Linked DNA regions of Homo sapiens: region 1 is linked to region 2. A link is an interaction called in ENCODE POLR2A ChIA-PET data of the cell type or tissue named here. Cell type or tissue: Panc1. All regions are shown on one strand. Links, peaks and the distances in the headings refer to the core of each region. The heading gives the core; the rest is flanking DNA.

What was found. ChIA-PET counts read pairs that join two places held together with the same protein. Peaks named below come from ENCODE experiments on the same cell type or tissue, not always from the same donor. Only the 100,000 strongest peaks of a DNase experiment are listed, where the experiment ranks them.
Region 1: POLR2A ChIA-PET joins it to region 2 with 14 read pairs; 6 of 35 experiments call an interaction of 5 or more read pairs at or near these places.

The regions. Positions count from the first base shown.
Region 1 is chr20:3,880,361-3,887,538 of GRCh38, reverse strand. It overlaps PANK2-AS1 (PANK2 antisense RNA 1), which reads left to right. Exons shown (of 2, transcript XR_001754478.3): 2 at 1-1,170. Among named protein-coding and RNA genes, the nearest start is that of PANK2-AS1, 5.2 kb to the left of the region's middle. In Panc1, for the core only: no CTCF peak of the experiment used is centred there; no DNase peak of the experiment used is centred there.
Region 2 is chr20:4,106,648-4,113,825 of GRCh38, reverse strand. No RefSeq gene overlaps it. Among named protein-coding and RNA genes, the nearest start is that of SMOX, 39 kb to the left of the region's middle. RefSeq lists enhancers at 2,965-3,529, 3,863-4,414, 4,415-4,967. In Panc1, for the core only: a CTCF peak has its summit at 5,004; a DNase peak (open chromatin) is centred at 5,005; H3K27ac peaks cover 4,051 bases.

The DNA.
Region 1 (7,178 bases), core at 1,429-6,428, 230 kb after region 2:
TCCGAGACCAGCCTGGCCAACACAGGGAAACCCCGTCTCTACTAAAAAAAACAAACACAAAAATTAGTTGGGCGTGGTGGTGGGCACCTGTAATCCCAGCTACTTGGGAGGCTGAGGCAGGAGAGTCACTTGAATCCGGTAGGCGGAGGTTGCAGTGAGCCGAGATCGTGCCACTGCACTCCAGCCTGGGAGACAGTGAGACTCCGTCTCTAAAAAAAAATGAATAAATAAATAAGAAGGCACACCACAAGTTCGAGACCACTTCTACAAAAAATAAAAAATAAAAAAAATTAGGCCAGGCACAGTGGCTCATGCCTGTAATCCAAGCACTTTGGGAGGCTGAGGCGGGCGGATCACTGGAGGTCAGGAGTTTCAGACCAGCCTGGCCCAACATGGTGAAACCCTGTCTCTACTAAAAATACAAAACTTAGCTGGGCGTAGTGGTGCGTGCCTGTAATCCCACTTACTCCAGAAGCTGAGGCAGAAGAACTGCTTGAACCTGGGATGCAGAGGTTGCAGTGAGCTGAGATTGCACCACTGCACTCCAGCCTGGGCAACAGAGTGGGACTCTGCCTCAAAAAAAAAAAAAAAAAGAAAATGAAGATGACCAAATGGGCTTCTAGATGGCTAATGATATTCTGTTTCTTTGATCTGGGTGGGGGTTACATGGGTGTGTTCCCTTTGTAATATGTTATCAAGACATTTTGTGCACTTTTTTGGGTATTATACTGAAAGAAAACATTTATTTTTTAAAAAGTTGAAAAATTGCCTTGGAGCAGAGTAAGGTAAATCTATGATTAAGCTTAGATTTTTTTATTTTTTATTTTTTATTTTTTTTCAAAAAAAATGAGGCCAGGCGCGGTGGCTCACGCCTGTAATCCCAGCACGTTGGGAGGCCGAGGTGGGCAGATCACGAGGTCAGGAGGTCGAGACCATCCTGGCTAACACGGTGAAATCCCATCTCTACTAAAAATACAAAAAATTAGCCAGGCATGGTGGCAGGCACCTGTAGTCCCAGCTACTCGGGAGGCTGAGGCAGGAGAATGGCATGAACCTGGGAGGCAGAGCTTGCAGTGAGCCAAGGTCACGCCACTGCACTCCAGCCTGGGTGACAGAGCAAGACTCGTCTCAAAAAAAAAAAAAAAAGTAAAATGAACCTAACAAGAGGCATCCTTTCTCTGTGGTTATTATAGTGAGAACTAAGTTCTTTATCACTCTCCGGTTATTTACCCCTAGAGAGAAGCCAACTTTCTGGTTGTATACACCAGAATAAGTACAAGAATGGTAAGCATAGAGCTTCAGAGAAACTAGCCAGATTCTAAAGGAATGACTTGAAAATCGAGAGCCGTTTCAATGACAAAACATCATACAAAATATTCATCTACCACATTAGAGGCCTATCGCTAGGTAAAAACACCAAAACTTCAGCTTAAACAGTAGTATGTATGTATGTATTATCCCAGTTTCTGTGAGTCAGGAATTCAGGATTGATAAGCTGGGTGGTTCTTGTTCAGAATCTTTCAAGAGGTTGCAGTCCTCTGAAAGTGTAGTGGGTTGGGGTATCCACTTCCAAGGTGGCTTGCTCATATGGCTGGCAAGTTGGTGCTGGCTGTTGGCAGGAGGCCTCAGCTCACAATGCAGGCTTTCATAGGACTACGTGAGTGTCCTTTCAACATGGCAGCAGGCCTTCCCTAGAGCTAGTGAAGGATGAGAAAACGACAAATCGCAATGTCTTTTATGACCTAGGCTGGGAAGTTATACTCCATCATTTATGCAATATCCTGTTATCACACAGGTCATCCCTATTCAGTGTAGGTTGGTACTACACAAGGACATGAATATCAGGAGGAAGAGAATCTCTGGAGGCCATCTTGGAGCCCATAGTCCGCCTTCTGCCCCCTAATGATTCACGTCTTCGTCTGTTCCTGCTCTCTAAGAGCCAGGAGGCAGACTTCCCTTGAGCTTTCTTGCAGCTAAAGTAGAGCATCATTAGCAGTAAAAATTAAGATATCATCACAAAGGCCAGGCACAGTGGCTCACGCCTGTAATCCCAACACTTTGGGAGGCCAAGGTGGGCGGATCACCTGAGGTCAGGAGTTCGAGACATGCCTGGCCAACATGGTGAAACCCTGTCTTCACTAAAAATACAAAAATTAACCTGGTGTGTTGGCGGGCACCTCTAATCCCAGCTACTTAGGAGGCTGAGCCAGGAGAATCACTTGAAACCAGAGGCGGACGTTGTAGTGAGCCAAGATGGCACCACTGAACTTGAGCCTGGGTGACAGAGCAAGACTCCATCTCAAAAAAAAAAAAAAAAAAGACATCACAAGATTGCCAGGCACAGAGGCTTAAACACCAAGTTCTTTCTCATGTCATCGTGTTTCGTCGGTGCCGAGGACATGAGGGGTGTAGATCAGGCCTGTTTCAAACACAAGGCCTTTTGGCCAGAGTGTAATGGTGTGAGGACTTGGGAAGACCTTACCTACTTAACTGTCTCTCTCAAAGGACAAAGGTATGAGGGGGTTAAAAAAAAAAAAAAAAAGGCAAAGCTATGAAGAACATGAAGTTCTTAAGCCCCTAGACACTCTTCCAAGGTCTGGCCTGTATCCCAGAGTCCACTGCTGAAAAGGGGCAGAGATGTGTGTTATATGCGCACATACGTACGCATAGTATAGCTAGCATATGGCATTCTGGTGGCCTCGACGGAGCTCACAGGCAATATAACAGCATTGACTGCTTTCACAGTTTCCACTTGTCTCAGGAAAATAGAGAAAATTCAAGATGAAATACAGTGAGTTTAGGACAACTCAGTTTCCTAAATATGGAAGATCCTGTCCCTTCCCAAGTATTGAAAGAGATGAAAATTTTCCCTTAGTTTTCAAGCTCAAAGTCTATCTTATCTTTGACTAAATAGCCCTGATTTGGATACTGTTAACTTGCTCTTAACTACTAATAGTCTAGTGCTTTTACTTTATTTTATTTTATTTATTTTCTTTGAGACGGAGTCTCTGTTGCCCAGGCTGGAGTGCAATGGCACTATCTCGGCTCACTGCAACCTCCACCTCCTGGGTTCAAGCGATTCTCCTTACTGAGCCTCCCGAGTAGCTGGGAGTACAGGCGCACACCACCATGCCTGGCTAATTTTTGTACTTTTAGTAGAGATGGAGTTTTGCTACGTTGGCCAGGGTGGTCTCGAACTCCAACTCAGGTGATCCACCCACCTTGGCCTCCCAAAGTGCTGGAATTACAGGGATGAGCCACTGCACACAGCCTATTTGTTTTTTAAGAGACGTGATCTCGGGACCAGGCATGATGGCCCTTGCTTAATCCCAGCACTTTGGGAGGCCAAGGCAGGCGGATCACATGAGTCCAGGAGTTAGAGACCAGCCTGGGCAATGTGGCAAAACCCCATCTCTACAAAAATACAAAAATTAGCCAGGCGTGGTGGCACATGCCTGTGGTCCCAGCTACTCAGGAGGCTGAGGTGGGAGGATCGCCTGAACCAGGGAGGTGGAGGTTGCAGTGAACCAAGATCGCACCACTGCACTCAGCCTGGACCACAGAGCGAGACACTGTCTCAAAAAAAAAAAAAGGATCTCACTCTCACCGAGTCACATTTCAAGTAGTCAATAGCCACAAGTACCAGGCACGGTGGCTCACGCCTGTAATCCCAGCACTTTGGGAGGCCGAGGCGGGCAGATCACGAGGTCAGGGGATCGAGACCATCCTGGCTAACATGGTGAAACCCCGTCTCTACTAAAAATACAAAAAATTAGCCGGGCATGGTGGCGGGCGCCTGTAGACCCAGCTGCTTGGGAGGCTGAGGCAGGAGAATGGCGTGAACCTAGGAGGCGGAGCTTGCAGTGAGCCGAGATCGCGCCACTGCACTCCAGCCTGGGCGACAGAGCAAGACTCCGTCTCAAAAAAAAAAAAAAGAAAAAAATAAATAGCCACAGGTGTCTAGTGGCTATCACAAACAGAAAGCTCTAATTAGTAATTTATTTCAATGGCCTCCTAAGAGTTTGTTCTGCCTCTAGTCTCTACTCTCCAGGCCCACAGCTCCCAGGGTAATCTTATTAAAGCATTCTCCTGTTTATAATCTCGCCTATGTTAAAAAGGTTATGGTGGCTTCTTTGCCTACAGAATGAAGTTCAAACAACTTGACATCCAAGGAGCTCCACCATTTGGTATCTTCCCACTTTTTCTTTTTCTTTTTTTTTTTTTTTTTTTTGAGATGGAGTCTCACTCTGTCACCCAAGCTGGAGTGCGGTGGCACAATCTCGGCTCACTGCAAGCTCCACCTCCCGGGTTCATGCCATTCTCCTGCCTCAGCCTCCGGAGTAGCTGGGACTACAGGCGCCTGCCACCACACTGGGCTAATTTTTTGTATTTTTTTAGTAGAGACGGGGTTTCACCGTGTTAGCCAGGATGGTCTCGATCTCCTGACCTCATGATCCGCCCGCCTCAGCCTCCCAAAGTGCTGGGATTACAGGCGTGAGCCACCGCGCCCAGCATCTTCCCACTTTTTCTCATTGCTTTATTATGCTTGCATAACTGTTCTAACAAAACAAATCTCACAATTCTCTAGATAAGCCTTATTCTTACCCAGCTTTGGCTCATCCTTCATCTCTACATCTTTTTTTTTTTTTTCTTTTGAAACGGAGTTTTGCTCTTGTTGCCCAGGCTGGAATGCAATGGTGCTATCTCAGCTCACCGCAACCTCTGCCTCCTGGGTTCAAGCGATTCTCCTGCCTCAGCCTCCCAAGTAGCTGGGATTACAGGGATGCACCACCACACCCAGCTAATTTTTGTATTTTTAGTAGAGATGGGGTTTCTCCACGTTGGTCAGGCTGGTCTTGAACTCCCGACCACAGGTGATCTGCCTGCCTCAGCCTCCCAAAGGGCATCTCTACATCTCTACATAAAATTCCTTCCCGCCACATTTCTGCTTATCAAAATCCAATCCAACTTCTATGGCATGGCCCAAATGATACCTCCTCCTTAATGTCTTCATTGATTACCACAGTTCACTGTAAACCTGATCTTTTTTTTTTTTTTTTTTTTTTTTTGGAGACAGAGTCTGTCTCTCCATCGCCCAGGCTGGAGTGCACTGGCGCAATCTCAGCTCACTCCATCCTCCATCTCCTGGGTTCAAGTGATTCTCCTGCCTCAGCCTCCCAAGTAGCTGGGACTACAGGTGCATGCCACCACACCCGGCTAATTTTTGTATTTTTTAGTAGAAACAGGGTTTCACCAGTCTGGTCTTGAACTCCTAACCTCAGGTGATCCACCCACCTCAGCCTCCCACAGTGCTGGGATTACAGGCATGAGCCTCTGCACCCGGCCAACCCTGATTTTTTTTTTTTTTTTGAGACATAGTCTTGCTCTGTTGCCCAGGCTGGAGTGCAGTGGCACGATCTCGGCTCACTGCAAGCCCCGCCACCCAGGTTCACGCCATTCTCCTGCCTCAGCCTCCCGAGTAGCTGGGACTACAGGCGCCTGCCACCACGCCCGGCTAACTTTTTTTTGTATATTTAGTAGAGACGGGGTTTCACTGTGTTAGCCAGGATGGTCTTGATCTCCTGACCTCGTGATCCGCCCGCCTCGGCCTCCCAAAGTGCTGGGATTACAGGCGTGAGCCACCATGCCTGGCCCTTTTTTTTTTTTTTTTGAGACAGGGTCTGGCTCAGTCACCCAAGGTGGAGTGCAGTGACGCAATCATGGCTCACTACAACCTCCACCTCCCCGGCTCAAGCAGTCCTCCCACCTCAGCCACTCAAGTAGCTGGGACTGCAGGTCCACACCACTATACCTGGCTAATTTTGTATTTTTTGAAGAGGCAGGGTTTTACAACGTTGCCCAAGCTGGTCTGAAACTCCTGAGCTCAAGTGATCCGCCCCCCTCAGCCTCCTAAAGTGCTGGGATTATGGTGTGAGCCACCTTGCCCAGCCTTATGTCACTCTCAGTGGCATTTCTCGTACTTCCTGGTCCTAAGATTCTTGGTGTACACGTTGTATAATCCCAACTAGATATGAGAGCTATCAGATTAAGACTTTGCATCTTTACATCCCCCAGTACCTTTCAGAGTGTGAGTGCACACACACCATTTGCTAAGGAATGATTGCAGTGACAATACCAAGTTTAGGATCCCTTAAAATACCTATATCTTGGGCAGAGGTTGCATTGAGCTGAGATCATGCCGCTACACTCAGCCTGGGTGACAGAGCGAGACTCCATCTTCAAAAAAAAAAACAGTCCGGGTGTGGTGGCTCACGTCTGTAATCCCAGCACATTGGTAGGCCAAGGTGGGTGGATCACAAGGTCAGGAGTTCAAGACCAGCCTGGCCAACTTGGTGAAACCCTGTCTCTACTAAAAATACGAAAAAAAATTAGCCGGGCATGGCGGCGGGGCACCTGTAATCCCAGCTACTCAGGAGGCTGAGGCAGAGAATTGCTTGAACCTGGGAGACGGAGGTTGCAGTGAGCCGAGATCACGCTACTGCACTCCAGCCTGGGCGATAGAGCGAGATTCTGTCTCAAAAAAAAAACTACATCTTCATAGTGGACATATTTGACATCTACCCAACTTACAACCATTCCTCCTATAGATCATAGATTAGGCCCCAACAGCCATGTTTGTACCTCCTAAACCCCACCACCTTGGAATAGAGACTTACTTCTCAAAGTGTGATGCCACATTCCTCGTGGGGTCAAAGAAGCAGAAAAAATTGGTTTGCGGCCGGGCGCAGTGGCTCACGCCTGTAATCCCAGCACTTTGGGAAGCCGAGGCAGACAGATCACCTGAGGTCAGGAGTTCGAAACCAGCCTGGCCAACATGGCAAAACCCCATCTCTACTAAAAATACAAAAATTAGCTGGGTATGGTGGAGGGAGCTACTCGGGAGGCTGAGGCAGGAGAATTGCCTGAACCCAGGAGGCCAAGGTTGAAATGAGCCGAGATCGCACCGCTGCACTCCAGCCTGGGTGACAGTGCAAAACTGCATCTCAAAAAAAAAAAAAAGTAGGTTTGCACAGAGCTCCAAGAGTGAACAGATGAACAGAACAGAAAAAGCACTTTGCCAGCTCTCCCAGTCCTGCCTGTTTCTATCCATTCCCTAGGCTGAATACATTCCTGTCTGTGTTCCATATGTCTCCCCCCGCAACATTAAAATAAGTTTA
Region 2 (7,178 bases), core at 679-5,678:
ATGTCCCTGTGAGGTCTGGGCCAAGGGGTGGAAGTGTTGATTCTTTGATACAAAGAGGAGAATGACCCAATCACAGCTGATGGCCACCAGGACCTGCAAACCAGATGACAGTCAGAGGCTCTCCTGGTTGACTTTAAAACCAGCCTGCAGAGGAGGATAATCAAGCAATCAAGCACGCTTATTTTAATTTTGCAAAGCCAAGTGACTTTTTTTTTCACCAGGGTGTTGTACGGTAACTCACACCTGTGGTCCCAAAAACAGCTAGGCGTTTGGAAGAAGCAGTGACTTGAGCATTTAAAGTCTAGCTCTGGCCTAATTCACAGAGGGGCTAGAAAGTAATTCACATTGGAGTGTCCCTCTCTGGTCCACTGGACAAAGAGACCAGCCTGGTATACCCCCATGCCCATCAGGCACTGGCCATGGCCCGTGGAAGGCAGATTTAGTGCAGGGAGAAGGAACAGCTGGAAGCCGTTAGCAGCAAATACTCATTCGCTGCTGCTGGGGAACAGCCCATCTGCAGCCAAAGGAGATCCAGGCAGTGCCAGATCATCCTCTATGTGCACCTTTTGAACCAGCAAAAGCTCCAAGCAGGTGGTTCGCACACTTGAGTGAGAATCAGAATCACCCGGCAGACTTCTTAAACCACACATTGCTGGGGGCACCCCGAGAGTTTCTGATTCAGCAGGTATAGAATGCGGCCCGAAAATTTGCATTTCTAACCAGTTCCCAAGTAATTGCTGGTTCTGTTGGTCTGGAGCTCACATTTTGAAAACCACAGCTCTAAGCATATGGGACCGGTAATTTCCACCAATTAAAGGCTGAGTTATGAGCACAGATGGGAATTTCCTGATAAAATCATTGTTAAAATGATGTGCTGAAGCCTCCTGTACACTGATTTGAGGCAGAGATAGGGCCCAAAGAAATAAAGAACTGGCTTAAGCAAAAAGGGAATTCATTGGTTCATAAAACTTAAAGGCTCCAAGGCAGCAGCTTCAGGAATGGTTCGATCGAGGCTCAAATAATGTCTCTCCATCTCCCAGCCTTGCCTCTTTCAGGTTGGCTCCTGTCCCAGATTTGAAAGGGTGGCGCAGCTCCAGACCTCACTTCCTCTCTGCAGGTCCAGCAAGAAACAGCCTTTTCTAGGTTAGTCAAGTTCCAGAATTAGTTTTGGGTAAGCCTAACTGGCTGATTGGCTTAGGTGGAGGTCACAGGTGCCTCCCGTGAGCAAGCCAGGAATGGAGAAGAAGGCTTAGCTGCCACAGCATTGGGCTCTGACCCTGGCTGGGAGCCAGAGACTTCCCCAAATGAAGAAGAGAGCAGCAGGAAAGCCCTGGCTACACACCCTGGAGCAATTGGTTATCAGACTCTGAAAGCCAGATTTGAGTCAGCCATGTTCCTGACCTCCATACCACACCAACGGCTCCCAGGAAATGGTACTAACATTCAGCCCCATTCACAGCTAAAGTAGGGCAGAAAGGCATGGCTATTTGTGAGAAGCCCAAGGCCCCGAGAGCTGAAGGGACATGTCCATTGACACAACTCATTAAAAGCAGTCCCAGATTTGAGCCCAAGCCTCCTGACCAATGCCCTGGGTGGTGCTCCAGGAAGACTATCACAAGCAGGGAGGGGCCTCACTCCTAGCAGCAGGTCAGTGGAGCAAAGTTTCAGGGACTCTCATCCCAGCCAGGGTTCTTCCTTTTGCAAAGAAAGGAACACTGCGTGAAGTGGCTTCAGCAAAAAGAGAATTCACTGGTTCATAAAACTTAAAGGCGCCAAGGCAGCAGCTTCAGGAATGGTTCAATCAAGGCTCAAATGATGTCTCCCCATCTCCCAGCCTTGCCTCTTTCAGGTTGGCTCCTGTCTTAGATTTAAAAGGGTGGCACAGCTTCAGACCTCACTTCCTCTCTGCAGGTCCAGCAAGAAACAGCCTCTTCTAGGTTAGTCAAGTTCCAGAATCAGCTTTGGGTAAGCCTGACTGGCTGACTGGCTTAGGCAGAGGTCACAGGTGCCTCCCCTGAGTAGGGAAGGAGGACAAGCTCCCTAAGGGAAAATCTGCTGCCAGGAAAAGATAGAGGGAAGGTTGACCAGCAGAGCCAGCGGATGTCCCCCTCAGAGAATGCTGCCTACTTGTCGGCTTGCCTGGTTGCCTGGTTATCTAGTTGTTTGGTTGCCTGTCGTCTGGTTATCTGGTTGCCTAGTTGTCTAATTGTATACTTGTCTGGTTACCTAGTTACCTGGTCACCGGGGGCCTGTGTGGGGATGAGCCTCTCTGGCTGACTGTCTTACCTCCATCAAGCCCCGAAGCTGAAGGAGAAAAAGACACAATGTGTAGGCCCCTGGTGCCCAATTCCCTGAGGATGGAGTACCCGGTGGGTGTGTTTGGGGGGCCTGGGGGAGGGTCCCCACTTCTTCTGTGGTGTTCTCCAAGGAGATTGGGAGTGGGCTCTGGCCTGAGTTCCTGGACATCTGGTCCCTGACCTGGCTGTCCCAAGGGATTGAGGGCTACAAAGATAGATCAGGGGTACAACATAGAGCAAAGATCTTTCTACCAGTCAGGGACCCGGAAGGAAATAGTTACAAATTCAAATTCGGATAATTCTGGGAGAGTTTAATAAAGGAACCATTCACAAAGGATGGTCAGGGTATTGGGAGATCTCAAGGGAGGGAACAGTAGTGACAGCTGGAATCTGTGACCACCCAAGGCCTGGCAGTCCAAGGGGAGGGAGCTGCTAGCGGGGAGGGTTAGAACCCAGAGGCAGAAAGGGCTGAGCGGGGAGAGCTGCCTGACAAGCAGCTGGCACCTGGGGCAGGGACACAGCCAGGCTACAGCAGCCCCAGGAGGGAGCTGGCGGGTAAATGCCCACCTCTCTCACTCCTCCCTCTCTTCCATTGGTCATACCCAACCAGAAGCAAAAGCACAGGTAGCCCACAGAGGCAGCCACCCAGCTCAGCCTTGTGGGGCACAGGGCGATGGAGAAGACAGTGGATCTGGAGAGCCTAGAACAGCCCCAAGCACGGGAAGTCTGTCTGGGGGTGCTCCTGGGGCTGCTAGGAGCTAAATCCAAAGATCTGGTGGTTGTTCAGGAAACAGGAAAAGGACCCCTCAGGATCAGGCCCACATGCCAGAGCGAGTCCCTCAGCAGGCAAGGCAAACACTGCAATAGAGTAAGGACAAGCTCAGGGCCAGCCAGGCCATAGGCAGAAAATGCCCCATCAACTGCCAGGACTCCAGGGGCCTGGAGAACCCAGAGGAATTTCAGGAGGCCCTGAAGTTAGGCCAGCTGGACAGAGGGCCCTGAGCTTCACCCATCTCCGAAAACAACAATTGTCCTGAGCTGAGTAAAGAGGCTCGTTTTGTCTTTGTGTCCTTGATCTGGGCAGCTCCAGGGCTCCTCACTGGTGCAAGGAAAGGAGGTGATCCTGTCTCGCTAAGAGCTCAGGCTGCAGGCAGAGCTGGCTTCAAGAGTGCACAGCCTGTGCAGCAGTGCAGGGCCCCGTGCTTAGTTGAATTCTCTTCTGTTGTTGCCTTGAAATTCTTCCTAACTTTTGGACGAGGAGCCCTCCATTTTCATTTTGCACAGGGCTCTTTGCCAGTCCTGACTGCAGCTTGCCACCTATTTCAATACGAGGAAATGGGAGAGGGCAATGCTGAAGCCAGGGGTTTCATGCACAGACAGTATGACAGTCTGGCAGGGAGATATTTAGGCTGGTTGGGCGGGGGGCATTTTTGGAGCCCCTTACATCAAGTCACATAGATAAATGCCTACTGCATCCAAGGGCCAGATTAGCCCCACACAGAACATGAAGATAAAGGGCAGAGAAACCCCCAGGAAGCAACCACAAGAAAGAGTGGGGTCCTGATGACAGTGACTTTGGACAAGGTCTATGCCCCTCACCCACCCACCCAGGAAAGTGCAGGTCCCTCTGGCCCTGCAGGCTGCAGGCTGAGGGGCTGAGTCACCTCCAGGTCCCCAGCTTGAGATGGTCCAGGTTCTCAGAGGCTATGAAGAACTCACTGCCCTGCCAAGGTGCCAGGGTTACTGGCAGCCCCAGGCTCCTGGTGTCCTCTTACATCCTATGACATCAATTCAGGCGTCTCAGGTGCCGGCCTGGGTGGCAGAGCAGAGAGCCACCATGTGAGCCAGGCCCACGTCTTTCATCTACTGCCCAGTATTCCTGATACGGCTACTCCTGTGGGTAGGCGAGTTACAGAGACAGCACCCCAACAGCACCCCAACATCTGAGGCCCCCTTCTACGCAGGGTACTAACAAGGCCTCCCAACAGTGCCATGAGGTAGGCATTATTATCATCCCCAATTTACAGAGATTTATGGCCCTGGTACCACAGTGGATACCAGCAGCCAGAGAAAGCCCCAGGCAAAGACACACAGGTTCTGGCAGATGGAAGCCACGAAGTCAGAGGATTGGTGGGACTCAGACAGCACCTACTACACCCGGCACGGAGATGGGCCTGTGGGCAACTGCCTCTTGCACTTGGCAGTGCAGATGGGGAAGCAGAGTTGCTGCATATCAGGCACCTACTGTTTGCATGATCCTAGGCTAAAATCTCTTTATACATGAGGTCTCCGACTCTCATAACCGCCCCATGAGAAAAGTCTTATTAACTGCTCCCATTTCATAGATGAGGGGCTCAAAATGATGTATCTTGCCCACATCACGCCCAGACGGTAAATGGCAGGGCTGAAATTCGAACCCAGGTGGGTCCGACCCCAGGGAACGTACAGAGACAGAGAGAGAGGAGCCCGTGCAAGATGCACCTGGCAGGAGATACTGCTCAGCAAATGAAGGACCTTTCATGTCCTAGGGAGCTGCTGAAGAATTCTGAACCAGTGACACCATCAGGTATGAGGTTTCCAGAGGTCATGCAGGGTATGTGGGGAGAACTGAAGGGGGCTTACAGCAACACTGGAGGCCGGAAGGGCAGTGAGAGGCTTTTGCAATTTGCGGGTGCTTTTCATCAGCCATGGTTACCTTGTGGTCCTGTGCTGTCCCCAAGCGGTAGTTCGGCAGAATTGATTCCTTCACTGAGGACCTTCTTGTTCAGCCTGGAGCACGCATTAGAATCAGCGGGAGGGTTTATTAACACAGAGGTATGGGGTGGGCCCAAGAATGTGCCTTTCTAACGAGTTTCCAGGTGATGCTGATGGTCTGGAGACCACAGTTTGAAAACCACAGGCTTAATTGCTTTCAAGGGGCCACGCAATCAGGCTGCCTCGTGGGGAGAAGGCGGTTACAGAGGATCCTGGCCTCAGAGCTGTGACCTCAGAAGGGAGGCGCCTGAAGCAAGTAGGGAAGGCTTCTGAGGGCATGGGGTCCGAGAACCATTAGGACTCAAAGGAGCCAAATTTCAGGGGAGGCAGGAGCTTGGGGAAACCTGTAAAGTGGCTGCCCCGCTTTCATACGTCATTTCTGCATCTTAAACAATAGAAAGCAGGCTGGGTGCCAGGCGCAGTAGCTCATGCCTGTAATCCCAGCACTTTGGGAGGCCAAGGCAGTGGATCACTTGAGGTCAGGAGTTCGAGACCAGCCTGGCCAACATGGTGAAACCCCGTTTCTACTAAAAATACAAAATTTAGCTGGGCATGGTGGCACGTGCCTGTCATCCCAGCTACTCAGGAGGCTGAAACAGGAGAATCACTTGAGGGAGGCGGAGGTTGCAGTGAGCTGTGATCACGCCACTGTACTCCAGACTGGGTGACAGAGCAAGACTCTATCAGAAAGAATGAGAGAGAGAGAGAGAGAGAGAGAAAGGAAGAAAACAAACAGGCTGGGTTTGGTGGTGCACGCCTGCAATCTTAGCGACTCAGGAGACCAAGCAGGAGGATCGCTTGAGGACATGAGTTCGAAGCTGCAGTGAGCTATGGTCATGCCACTGCACTCTAGCCTGGGTGACAGAGCAAGATGCTGTCTCTAAATAACAATAATAGTAGTAGTAAAAAGCATTTTCTATTAGTGTTCTAAGCACTTTACGTGTCTTAATTCAATCAACTCTACAAGTTTGCGAAGGAATAAATTCTGATATTATCCTCCAGTTAGGGGCTGATTTATGTCCCCCTCCAAATTCATGTATTGGAGTCCTGACCCCAGTCCCTCAGAATGTGACTGTATTGGAAGATAGGGTCTTTGGAGAGGTAATTAAGATGAGGCTGCTAGGATGGGCCCTAATACAATATGACTGGTGTACTTCTAAGAAGAGGAAATTTGGACACAGACACAGACAGAGGGAAGATCCTGTGAGGACACAGGGAGAAGGTGGCCGCCTATCGGCCAAGGAGAAAGGCCTCCAACAAACCAGCCCTGAGACACCTTGAGCTCAGACTCCCAGCCTCCAGAACTGTGAGTAGATACATTTCTGTTGTTTAAGCAGTCCATTCTGTTGTACTGTGTTCTGGCAGCCCTAGCAAACTGATACACCCTCATGTTACAGGTAAGGAAACTGAGGCACACAGGGGTTAAATAATGGGCCCAGTTGCTTCTTGAACTCAAGTAGTCTGAGTAGTAATTAGTTCCCTCCCTGAGGGCTCTATAGATCTGGGGCCGACGTCTGGTTGAGACCCACACCAAACGCCACACAGTAAGAGTTGCTCCCCCAAGCCTAGCATCAGTCATAGCTTATGCTGCAACAAAGACACACAATTCAGTGGGACATAATTTAGGTCCAAGCCATGTTTTGTTTTGTTTTGTTTTGAGTCGGAGTCTCACTCTGTCGCCCAGGCTGGAGTACGATGGCATGATCTTGGCTCACTGCAACCTCCGCCTCCTGGGTTCAAGCAATTCTCCTGCCTCAGCCTTTCAAGTAGCTGGGATTACAGGCGCCTGCCACCAGGCCCGGCTAATTTTTGTATTTTTAATAGAGACGGGGTTTCACCGTATTGGTCAGGCTGGTCATGAAAACCTGACCTCGTTATCTGCCCACCTCAGCCTCCCAAAGTGCTGGGATTACAAGTGTGAGCCACCATGCCTGGCCCCAAGCCAAGGTTTTTTGTGGGTTTTTTCTTTCTTTTCTTTTTGAGACAGGGTCTCACTCTGTTGCCCAGGCTGGAGTGCAGTGGCATGATCTCAGCTCACTGTAGCCTCGATCTCCTGGGCTCAAGCAATCCTCTCACTTCAGCCTCTAGAGTAGCTGGGACTGCAGGCAAGCCACCATCCCTGGCTAA